Linked DNA regions of Homo sapiens: region 2 is linked to region 1. Evidence: chromatin loops called from intact Hi-C (ENCODE). Cell type or tissue: heart right ventricle. All regions are shown on one strand. Links, peaks and the distances in the headings refer to the core of each region. The heading gives the core; the rest is flanking DNA. Region 1 has its middle 54 kb from the start of ST14. Region 2 overlaps SNX19 (sorting nexin 19).

What was found. Hi-C counts contacts between places; a loop is a spot of excess contacts. Peaks named below come from ENCODE experiments on the same cell type or tissue, not always from the same donor. Only the 100,000 strongest peaks of a DNase experiment are listed, where the experiment ranks them.
Region 2: it touches region 1 in a loop (3-fold over the local background); 29 of 110 quality-filtered maps call a loop at or near these places.

Annotation. Positions count from the first base shown.
Region 1 is chr11:130,210,934-130,216,316 of GRCh38, forward strand. No RefSeq gene overlaps it. Among named protein-coding and RNA genes, the nearest start is that of ST14, 54 kb to the left of the region's middle. In heart right ventricle, for the core only: a CTCF peak has its summit at 2,311 (motif pointing right); DNase peaks (open chromatin) are centred at 1,108 and 2,378; H3K4me3 peaks cover 440 bases.
Region 2 is chr11:130,901,373-130,906,755 of GRCh38, forward strand. It overlaps SNX19 (sorting nexin 19), which reads right to left. Exons shown (of 11, transcript NM_014758.3): 6 at 5,253-5,349; 7 at 4,581-4,761; 8 at 1,883-2,012. Among named protein-coding and RNA genes, the nearest start is that of SNX19, 12 kb to the right of the region's middle. In heart right ventricle, for the core only: a CTCF peak has its summit at 3,238 (motif pointing left); no DNase peak of the experiment used is centred there.

The DNA.
Region 1 (5,383 bases), core at 288-5,287:
ATGCAGTGACATGATCACAGTTCATTGCAGCCTCAGTCTCCTGGGCTCAAGCTATCCTCCTGCCTCAGCCTCCTGAGCAGCTGGGACTAGAGGTGCCCACCACCACACCTGGCTAAGTTGTTTTTTTTTTTTTGTACAGACAGGGTCTCACTATGTTTCCCAGGCTGGTCTCGAACTCCTGGGCTCAAGTCATCTTCCCGTGTTGGGCTCGTGCTGAGCCACCACCCCCAGCCTCCCTAGATTTTTACTTAATAATTTAAAATATTTCCTCTCTTCTTGCTTGGTGGCCTGAAGGGACAATGTCAACAATCTGGGGAAGGCTTAGGGAGCTTTTGGGGGAACATTTGAGGGCTTCTTGTATGCTGATGCGCCACATGGGCTTGGGGCAGGGAAGAGGACCTGGGGAGAGAAATGACATGGCCAGTGTCAGGAGGGCAGAAGGTAGCCTTGGCTCACCGCTATGTCCCCAGCTCAGGCTTGTCTTAGAACATGCTGATATGTGTTTGTTCAATGAATGGTTTTTTGCCTGCCATGAGTTATGGAAACAAAAAGGAGGAAATATAGTCTGATTGGAGCAACACTGCAAGGCTTCTCGGGGGAGGTGGGGTTTGCAGAGCCTCTTTCATTTTAGCCTGAGTGTTTTACCTCTTTGAGGGAGGGAGTGTTGCCTAGAACCTGTGCGAGAATCTGTCGCATTTTCCTCCCTGGGGAGGGAAAGAACATCTGTTCTTACCAAGGCGTGGGAAGTAGAATGAGGATGATGCTGAAGGACTCCTGTGCGTGTTGTAAATGTCATTCCTTTTCTGCCCTGACATGGTCATTCCCACCTGATCGCATCGGACAGAAGTGCCCAGTGCAGGCGCTGAGGGAATGGTCTATGTTAAATGGAGAGGTTTCACGAGGCCTGTGTGTGGTCTGGTTCCTAAGTGTGCGTGAGCCTGGCAGCCGGGGCTTGGCCGGGGTGTAGACATGGTCATCCATGCAGTGGGATTCAGGGAGGCCAGCCCAGCCCGTGCCACTGCACCACCCTCAGCTCCATTGTGGCTTGACAGTGTTCTGGACTGCTCACTCCCCCCGGTCAGATTCCCACCCGGGGAGCAGGTGAAAACACAGATGGCTAGCCTTCAGGGTCATCCCACCCTTTCCGGGACTCTCTGCGGGAGGTCTGAGTGGGACAAGGCGTGTCGTCTGTGGCAGTGTTTCTCTCGGGAGGTCCCTGGGCAGGAATATCGAGATCTCCTGGGACTCATAGGTGCAGAGTCTCATGCTTCATCCAGACCTCCTGAACAGAAACTGGTGGGCCCGCTGGGTGGGGCCAGTGGCCTGTGCTCTAAGAAGCGTTCCTGTGAGGTTGGAGAGCACCGTTTTAGCAGTGGGTCATGCCATTCCAAGTGCCACGGAGCAGCAGCATCACCAGGTGCTCCATCAGATGCCCAGAGCCGCAGTTTGCAGGACATCCTTGGTCCTTGGGGGATCCTGGAAGCCTGCCTGAATGTCGAGAAGCATTTGAGCCCTGGAAAATCAATCATGTGTCAGTGCCTTTAAAAAGATTATGGGGCCAAATCCTGTGTTACTTCTGGCTGGAGTTCAGAAGATCAGGCTGAGACTCCCTAACTCGCCAGAGGCCAGACACATCACGCAGGCCCCGCGCCGATAGCTCTCACGAAGGCAGAAGTCTCTGGTCCAAGAGCCTGAGCTGACAGGGTGGGAATACCAGCAGGCTAGAGCCATTCCTCCTTGCTGAGGATGGCAGTCCAGACCTGCAGCAGCTGGGAGAGGCCAGAGGCCTGCGTAGGTCTGTGCTGACCAGCCTTTCCTTCACCCAGGTGAAGGCCACAGCAGAGGTCTGAAGGGTTAGAGGAGGAGGTGGGAGGGCCAGGCTGAGGGCCCCACGTGCACAGGTGCCCTGCACAGCAAGCTGGCCTCACAGGGGAAGAGTGCAGGGCTGCTGCTGCGCTCCCACAAGCTCAGTGCAGCCCCGCAGAGGCTTTCCCCTACTGACTAGCTGCTTTCGTTGCTGAGATCTCAAGATGATCCAACTCTCTGATCCCCCTAAACTACCTTGTATCGCCATTGTTTTAGCTAGGAATCATAACCATGTAAATTTAATGAAAATTTAACCCGACTCCTGCTTATTGCAGCCATGGCGAGTCCTACTCAGACCTAGAGTCTGCAGGAATCACAGTGAAATTTGGATTAGGAAGGACTTTATGGAAAAGGAAATGTTTAAAATCCTGGGCCCAGTTTGGAGGTCTCCAGAGACCTAGCGCTACGGACCCCAGGGGCTGAGAAGCTGTTGTTCAGGTCGACGGCCACACGGTGGCGATGTTGCGCCGTTCCAGGGCGTGGGCGCTCACGGGTGGGGCGGGGTGTCCGGGGCCGTCTGTTGTTGGCGGCTGCCTTCTGCTGCTTCCCAGTCACCTTTCAGGTAGTGAAATCGGTGCCTGGCTCAGGGTGAGCATGGAAGAGGCCCCCAGCCTGAAGCCTTTCCTGGCCAGCCCTTCAGCCCCTTTAGTGCCCCCACCTCCAGTCTGTAGCCAGGACCTGCTGGCTCTCTGGCATTGGGGCCTGGAGGACACATTCTCAGGGCAGGCTCTAAAGATGGCTTTTGAGATTGAGGACAGAGTGGTGACCTGTGGATGGCCACCAAGGTGGTGCCATCTCTAAGTGGAACTTTATCCCATGAGACACAACCGGCCCCAGAGACAACTGTGCAGGGCCATTTACCACACGTGGGCATGTCTGTCCATACACATGTACACAGGTATTCTGGGGGCAGAGGGGTGTGTACGTGCGTGCGTGTGCTTGCGTGTGTGTGCGCGTGTGTGTGTGTGTTGGGGATTGTGCAGTCCTGGAATAGACGGATTAGAATGTGCCACAAGAACATGACCTGGCTGCTACACCAGACGCCGTCTCCCTCCCCAGGAGCACCTGAGGGGCCTACAGACCCAAAGTTAGGTGCCTGTGACCAAACATTGCTTTTCACTTTTCATCAGTTTTGCAGGTTTGAGGCGTGTGTGTGTATGTGTGTGCATGTATGTGTGTATGTGTGTGCATGTATGTGTGTATGTGGGTGTAGGCGCGTGTGTGCACGTGTGCGTGCATGCATGTATGTGCGTGCATGTGTGTATGTGTGGTGTGTGTGTGCACATGCGTGCATGTGTTGCCCACCTGCAACTGCACGTTAGGGGTGTGTGTGTGCATAGTGTATGTGCGTGTGTGTGTGGTGTGTGTGCGTGCATGTGTGTATTTGTGTGTGTTGCTCACCTGCAATCACAGGTGAGGAAAATTGGATCTTCAGCCAGTGATTCTCAGATACTTGAATTTCTTGGAGCAGTGAGCTGAAAGGAGAAACACGGTCCAGCACATCCAGCGCTTATGAAGATCGCCTCCCGAGTGCTCTAAGGGCTTTCTGAGTCGTATTTCATTTCAACCTCACACAGCCCCATGGTCTTTCCCACTTTATAGATAGAACACCAAGGCACCAAAAATCTGAATAACCTGCCCAAAGGCCCCACACTCAGGAAATATGGTATTGAATGTCAGTGATTTGGCTCCAGAGCCAGCACTGTGCTCTATCATATCCATCTATATCACGCATATATACATCTATCTATCACATACATATCAGCACTGTGCTCTATCATACACATCCACACCGTGTACTATATATCAGTAGCATACTGTCACCAGCATTTCATAAAGAAAGGAGATCTTAACATGCTAACTGCAGGTAGGTCATACTGTTGGTATAAAAGACAGTCTTGTATTGCCAGGCACGGTGGCTCATGCCTGTAATACCAGCACTCTGCGAGGCCGAGGCAGGTGGATTGTTTGAGTCTAGAAGTTCGAGACCAGACCTGGGCAACATAGACATTTTTACCTGTCCGGTAAAAATGCAAAAAATTAGCCAGGCATGGTGGCGGGCTCCTGTAATCCCAGCCACTTGGGAGACTGAGGTGGGAGAATCACCTGAACCCAGGAGGTTGAGGCTGCAGGGAGCTGAGATTGCGCCACTCCTGCACTCCAGCCTGGGCAAACAGTGAGACCCTGTCTCAAAAAAGGAAAAAAAAGTATTTTAAATGCTTTAATTTTTGTGCAAACACTTGAAACTGTCTCAGCAGCAAATATGTGTGGATCAGCATTTGGGAATTGTCCTCCAATGAGTCCTCTTTCTTTTGGGAATCCTGACAAACCTTCCAGAGACCTTCAGGTTGTGAGATGTTCCTGCCAGAAGACCCATTTTCCAGGCTAGGGGTTTGCTCTAGGCTGGTCATGCACTTGTCTTCCATCTGCATTGCCACCCTCGATGGCATTGCTTCTTGGGTTCCTGGAGTCCACTCAGCCAGACGGAAGGTGATTTTCATTAGCCACGATGCCACCTCAATTTGCTCAGTGAGGATGGTTGATGGGGACAGGGAAGGGAGTAGAGTGTTGGTTGAAGGAGGTGAGGACAACAGCTATCTCAGGCCAGGCCACCGGGCCATTCCTCAGGGTGACAATCAGGAACGGAACTTGGAAAGGCCCCAAACACCACTAAGAATGATGAGACCAAACCCCAAAGAAGGAATGGGAGTATTTCTCCCCTGGTTTCATATCTTGGGACTGCCTAGAAGATGGTTCAAGCTGCTGTCCCATGAGATGACCAGCACAGCGTTGACAATGGGGGAAGACATCAGGGTGGGCATCCATTAGGGGTGTAGGGGGCACAGGTGCAACCCACAGCCAGGAGGTGCCTGCAGAGGGGCTAGCCTGGCTCTACGCCAGGGCTTGGCTGGCCACCAAGGAGAAGCCTGTGTATAGACACCTTCCCATGCAGGCTGTTCCCTGCCCTGCAAGCTGATGCGTATATGACACGAATTGCTTCTGTGACCTGATATGCCTACAGCGAGGACACTATATTTTGATAAAGAGATCCTCTTAGGATTTCAGCGGGCTTGACTATCCTTTTCCTATTTCTCTCCTTTTCTCCTCCAGAGGAATGTCTCCTCCCAAGTTCCACTGTCCTGTGCCTGCAACTCGGAGACCATGTGTTCATTCTACCCTTTCCACTCACTCCCATCGTTTCCTAAAAAGCCACTGTCCAGAGCTGCTTGCGGGTATGGGTGGGACTCAGCTCCATTGTCTGTTTATTCCATAGTCTCAGCACCTTCCAGCGGGAGGGATGTGTGTGTTTTCCTAGGATGGAAACTTAGCTCTCCCTTGCCCTTGGCTTGGCTGCAGGCTCCCTCCCCGACGCGCTGCTTTCACCTTGGAGGTTATCACTGTTCCCCTGCCCACACCCCTGGATCAAGAATAACCCAGCCTCTGCGCCAGACCCTCTGGAACTTCATATGGTCTCGTTTAACTCAATAGGGAAAGAGCTCAACAGGGAAATTCTACC
Region 2 (5,383 bases), core at 219-5,218, 690 kb after region 1:
AGCAGATGCTACAGAAGGTTTCACAGAATAAATGACATTTTATGCTTAATATATGAAAAATGTTTTGCAGTAGGCCAAGCAGACAAGAAGAGGAAAAGTTAGGAACACATGGAAGGAACAGGGAAATAACAGGTAGAGAAAGACCATTCGAAGGCAGATACAGGAAGATGAGCAAAGGCCTGGGGGTAAAAGACCACAGAATATTCAGGCAATGATGGACGTTTACACGGTGGAAAATGAAAAATAAGACTGAAACCAGATCATGCCAAGTAAGAAAGGAGGTGGAATTTTAATATAAAGAAATAAATGCATATTTTAAACAGAGTGGAGCCCCTTTTCAAACAAAGCGTTACCTAGAGCCCCAGTATATTAAACTGATCAAAGTGTAACTTCTGTGGTTGGGTCATGGTCCACTCAGTTTTCCCTGAGCTTCTAAGTTGGCTTCAGAAGCACTTCTGCAGAACCCTAGAACTCTAGGAAACATAATGGAAAAACCACTTTTGTAGGTAATAGGATACTACTGAAAGATTTTAAGTGCAGAATATATGTTCAGATTTGTTTTTCAGAAAAAGGCACTCTAGTGGCAGGGCTGAATACTGAGTAGGAACAAGGGGAAAAGCTTAAAGGGACAAAGACCAGTCAGCATTTTATATGTAGGTTTCACTTGGACATCAGTCTTAAGGCTACAAGATACATGAAAAAAGCACATTGGCTTTGAAGTTGTACAAATCTGGTTTAAAATTCTAAGTGTGCTACTAATGACGACCTTGGGCATGTTAGTTGACTTTGCCAAGCTCTATTTTCTCATTCTGTAAAATGGGGCTACCTACCTCACTTGACCACTATAAAAAAGTACATGTAAATGGAGATTGGGCGCTGGCATAGATAAGCGCTTAGCAAATATAGATGTGCATCATCTTCTTTCACTTGGTCTCTTTATGATTCAATTTTATTAAACCTCCTTGATCCTACATAACTTAGAAAAGGGAGATTTAATTGCTTGCTGTTAATAACTTTTCGACTTGGTAAAGAATAGATACATAATTCTTTTTTATAAGGATGTATTTTTTGAGTGACCTGTTAGCATGAGCCTCATGCTAAGAGAAGGTCAGCATTTGGCTTCCTCTTACTTTGGGATGTGCCAGGACGTCTCATAAGAGGGAGTTCAAAACAAGAGTAGCCAAAACCCAAGCACTACGTGTGTCTGCCTGGCTCAGAGAGAGTGTTTCTGGCCTACTTCAGGTTAACAAAGCTTACATCAGTTCCATAGTTAGAAAGTCAGCAGCTAAAAACTCCACCTGTGTACAAATCTTTCAGGAGATCAAATGGTGTGAGGATTACAAAGACTGGATTAGAAAAGCCAACTTGCAAATCCAAATTTCCCTCTATTCTTTACCATCCTGTGTCAGTAAGTATTTCAGCTGTGAATATTTATGCCCCTCTCAGAGAAAACAATCTTTATTTCAAGAGCACTGATCTGTTTTCTCCTTTTCTTTCCCACTGTTTATCATCACAGTGATGACATAATGTCAGTTGAGACAAATGTCCACCATAACCAAGTGAGAGGTGCAGGGCTGGAGGATATAACTGGGTGGAAAATTGAGAGGAGGAAGAGTTCAGCTAAGTATTTTAGGATCACACACAGTGTCTGCAACTCAGTACATTATGCCAGAAGTCTTACAGTCTTACTTTCAAATTGTAGACAACAAGGTAGTCAATAAAAGCTTTCTGATACTCTCAAGGCATTTTTCATCCCTGTAACCCCTGTAACAGAGAATCTATCTTCTCTTACGGCTGCAGATTCCCTGGACACTATTCAGCATCACATCCACCTTCTCTGCAACTTGAGATTCTGATGTGAGGGAGAATTCAGCAGTCTTACCTTTGAACTAGGGTCCCAAAGATAAGACGAAGAAACTTTTGCATGTTTTCGGTACATAGCCATTTCCACTGTTCTGTTAGTAGCAAGAGGAGCAGATCCAGGGCTGTGTCAGCTAACTCTGTCTCTGTTCCTGAGGGATAAAATGGCATCAGGAGTAACTCAGAAGAGACCCATACTTGAGGAACATCTTTCAAGGTACTGGTGGCACCTGTGTCTCTCTACCTTCATGCCAATCATCTGGTATTTTTGCAATCCCTCTACACTCAAATCAAAAGAGGTTTAACTCATATCTAGAAGGTTCAGTGACAGGCTCAGCATTTCTTTACAATTTTTATTAATGTTCCTGATATTGTAACCTAATAAATGTTTCTATGTTTTTAAAAGATATATATCTTCTAATTATATATATATCTGCTAAATATATATATGTGTGTATATATACATATATATATATATACACATACACACACACACACACACACACACACACACACACGCACTTATTTTGCCTACTTAGTTTCTATTTCTTCTGTATTTCCCCAGGATGCTGAATACTTTCTGTTCCAAAGAAAATCACAACTAGTGACTAAGTGTAACTGGCAAGGCCTCCTCTCTTTCCAACCTTGCATTCCACTCGCCCCCACAAAGCATTATGGAAACACCGTGGCAGAAGTGGGGAAAGAGTTGGCATTCACTTTCCTGAAAAACCTCCATTACACAGAGCTGTGGGGTTAGGATTCAGGAGGCTTCAGTCTGATTTTGAGATAACATGTGGTTCTAGGAAGAACACCACACCTCTGGTAAAATGCCATAACAATTACTACGTTCTTTCCTGTTTCAAAGACTGTAAGGGCCACAAATGAGCTTATACCCATGCTAAACTAAGGTTTCCTGAACAAATGTATTTTGTGGAAGGAAGCACGTGCTGTTTAAACCTGTCCTGGGGTTCCAATGTCACGTCTGATTTGCCTCCAAGTATGTGATGTTACAGAATGGATCTGAGATATCTGGTGCCACTGCTGTGATTAATATTATAAGTAATATCAACAATGACTTTGTTAGTGTAGGACAAACGGATACTCTCTGGATCACCTTGCCCAAGCTCTCCTTGAACATGAATGACTTCCGATTTGGACAGATCTACTAGAACTGAATCATACTTCCCTCTTAACCCTATATAATACATATTTTCTTTTCTGTTTGTATTGCAAGGATTGGGAGCTGATATGTTGTGTGATTTCTAATCATCTTCTCAAAGATGGAATATTGCATTCCTTGGGAGACAGCATCATCCTGAGCCTTAGTCCTCAATTGTATGATTCTCTCAGGTTTAGCATTTGCTTGGAGCTGCCACCATGTGGTAACAATTAGTTACAGCAGTGAAAAATAAGAAAGCAAACAAGGTACCACCAAGTCAGTTGCCTTAAAGAAAATGGTAGATTTTTTTTTGTTTTTTATAATCATATGAGCATTTTGAGTCTCTCAGAGATAGAAGAAGGGTTTCAGGCCTAAACCATCCCTCTAGAGATATGATGTTCAACATGTACAGGCTGGACTTTGCCTAGAATGATATTCTTACCACACTGACCCTGCCCCCCACCATCTTTACAGTCTCTTAGAGTTCTCTGATGCTTTCACTGTCATATCACTTCATTTAGTTAACTGTGAGATGTGTGAAGGGATGGGGCTGTCAACCCCATTTTTCACAGACTTAAATTGAGGCCCTCAGAAGAGATGTCAGGTGATTTGTTCATGGGCACCTCAGAAAGAATAGTGAAATCAGCTTTTTCCCCAGTTTTGAATCCAAGATTTTGTGATCTTTTATTCTCAACAGAGGGCTTTATCTTGATGGAACTGATATACTTATTTTAAGTTCTTGTTCAGTAACCATACTGATTAATATCTAGGGCTTTGAATTTTTCTTCTACAGAGTACACATCTGCTCTTCTTCTCCTGGAAGGCAAAATTGCTCTGCCTCCAATGCATATAAGGAGAAAGTAAAGCTTTCACCTCTTCTCCCTCCCTACTTTATGTTGGGTAACTAGGTGGTATCATCTGCCATGGCAGTAAATAAAGATAAAAAGAATAGATCTGGGGAAAAAAGACAATTTCCATCTTGAACACGTTACATTTCAGTTGCCCTGTGGTATATCCAAGTGAAGATATACAATATTCAATGTTTAAGGCATCACCACACACATGTTAGAGCTGAAGCCAACACTACAGCTGGAGTCACCCTGGAAGAGTGTGTAGAATAAGGACAGCGAGCCAAAAATCAAGCTCTGGCAGGTGGATCATGGAGCCAACAGAGTGGACTAAGAAGCCACGAAAAAGGCATGAAGGAAACCAGGAAACTGAGACACTAAGGGAAGAAAGTTTCTAAGAAATGCAAGAGTCTGATATGCCAAAGCATGCCAAAAATAAGTTTAATGAGTTATCAATATTATCAGCATGATCTCATCCTGCTGGATTAGAACTTCCTGTGTTTGTGCCCTGTTCTGCTGCTTGATTCCGCTGTGGCAACTATGTACTACTCATCTCTGTGCCCCAACACAGCACCTCCAACACTGGAGTTCAACACATGGCATGCTCAGCTGAATGGAACAGAAATCAAAGTTACAAACTCCAACTACCCCAAGTACCAAGTGGATGCCACCCTGGCTCCCTTCTCCATGGGAGCAGAGACCTCGCCACTCACCTGGATCGCTGTTGCTGGGGTCTTGGGCTGGCACGGCTGCATCTGACACGCAACTGTCCACACGTCCTTTGGGAGGTTGTTCAGGATCTTTTTCTGGGGCTTTTGTTGGCTGCATTTCCAGTAACTTTGTCTGTTTTTCAATAAAAGATTCCATCGCAGACATGGATAGAGTCTCAGACTCCTAAGAAATAGTCAGTGGCATATCACATATGGAATGCTGACAGTAGGGGAGCAAATGCAGCACTCTAGGTTTCCCTGCCTCTCCCCTGCATAAGTACCTTGGGTATAAAACCCAACTGATGCTATGACTCCTTTAGGAAAGATTTTATTTTTTACCGAAGTTGCAAGTAAAACAGGCCTGCCCTGGGATTATCATTTCTGCACCCATTTTTGGTCATCCATTTTTTTTTCCAGGAACTAGCTTTCTTTCTTATCTTGTCATCCATTATCCGAAACCCACCATGGTTGAGAAGCCAACCTGCCAACCCAGAACTGGTAGGAATTCCAAACCACTTAGAGAAAATACTTTTAGCATAAAAGCTGGAGATCCAAACGTTGATTAAGTCATTTAGCAGGACATTTCTGACTTCAGAGAATATCTCAACTACCTGTAACTGCAGGACCAACATCTCAGATATTTTTGCCTCACATTCTCTGGGTTTTGGTTCTTACCACATTGCCTTCCTGGAGACAATAAAGAATCTTGTCTTGTGCTTCAGTCACACTTAGTGCTGGAGAAATTTTACTGGATGAGAACCTCAGCCTAGACCTGGTACAGAAACAAAGAGCAGAAACAGGTTGTA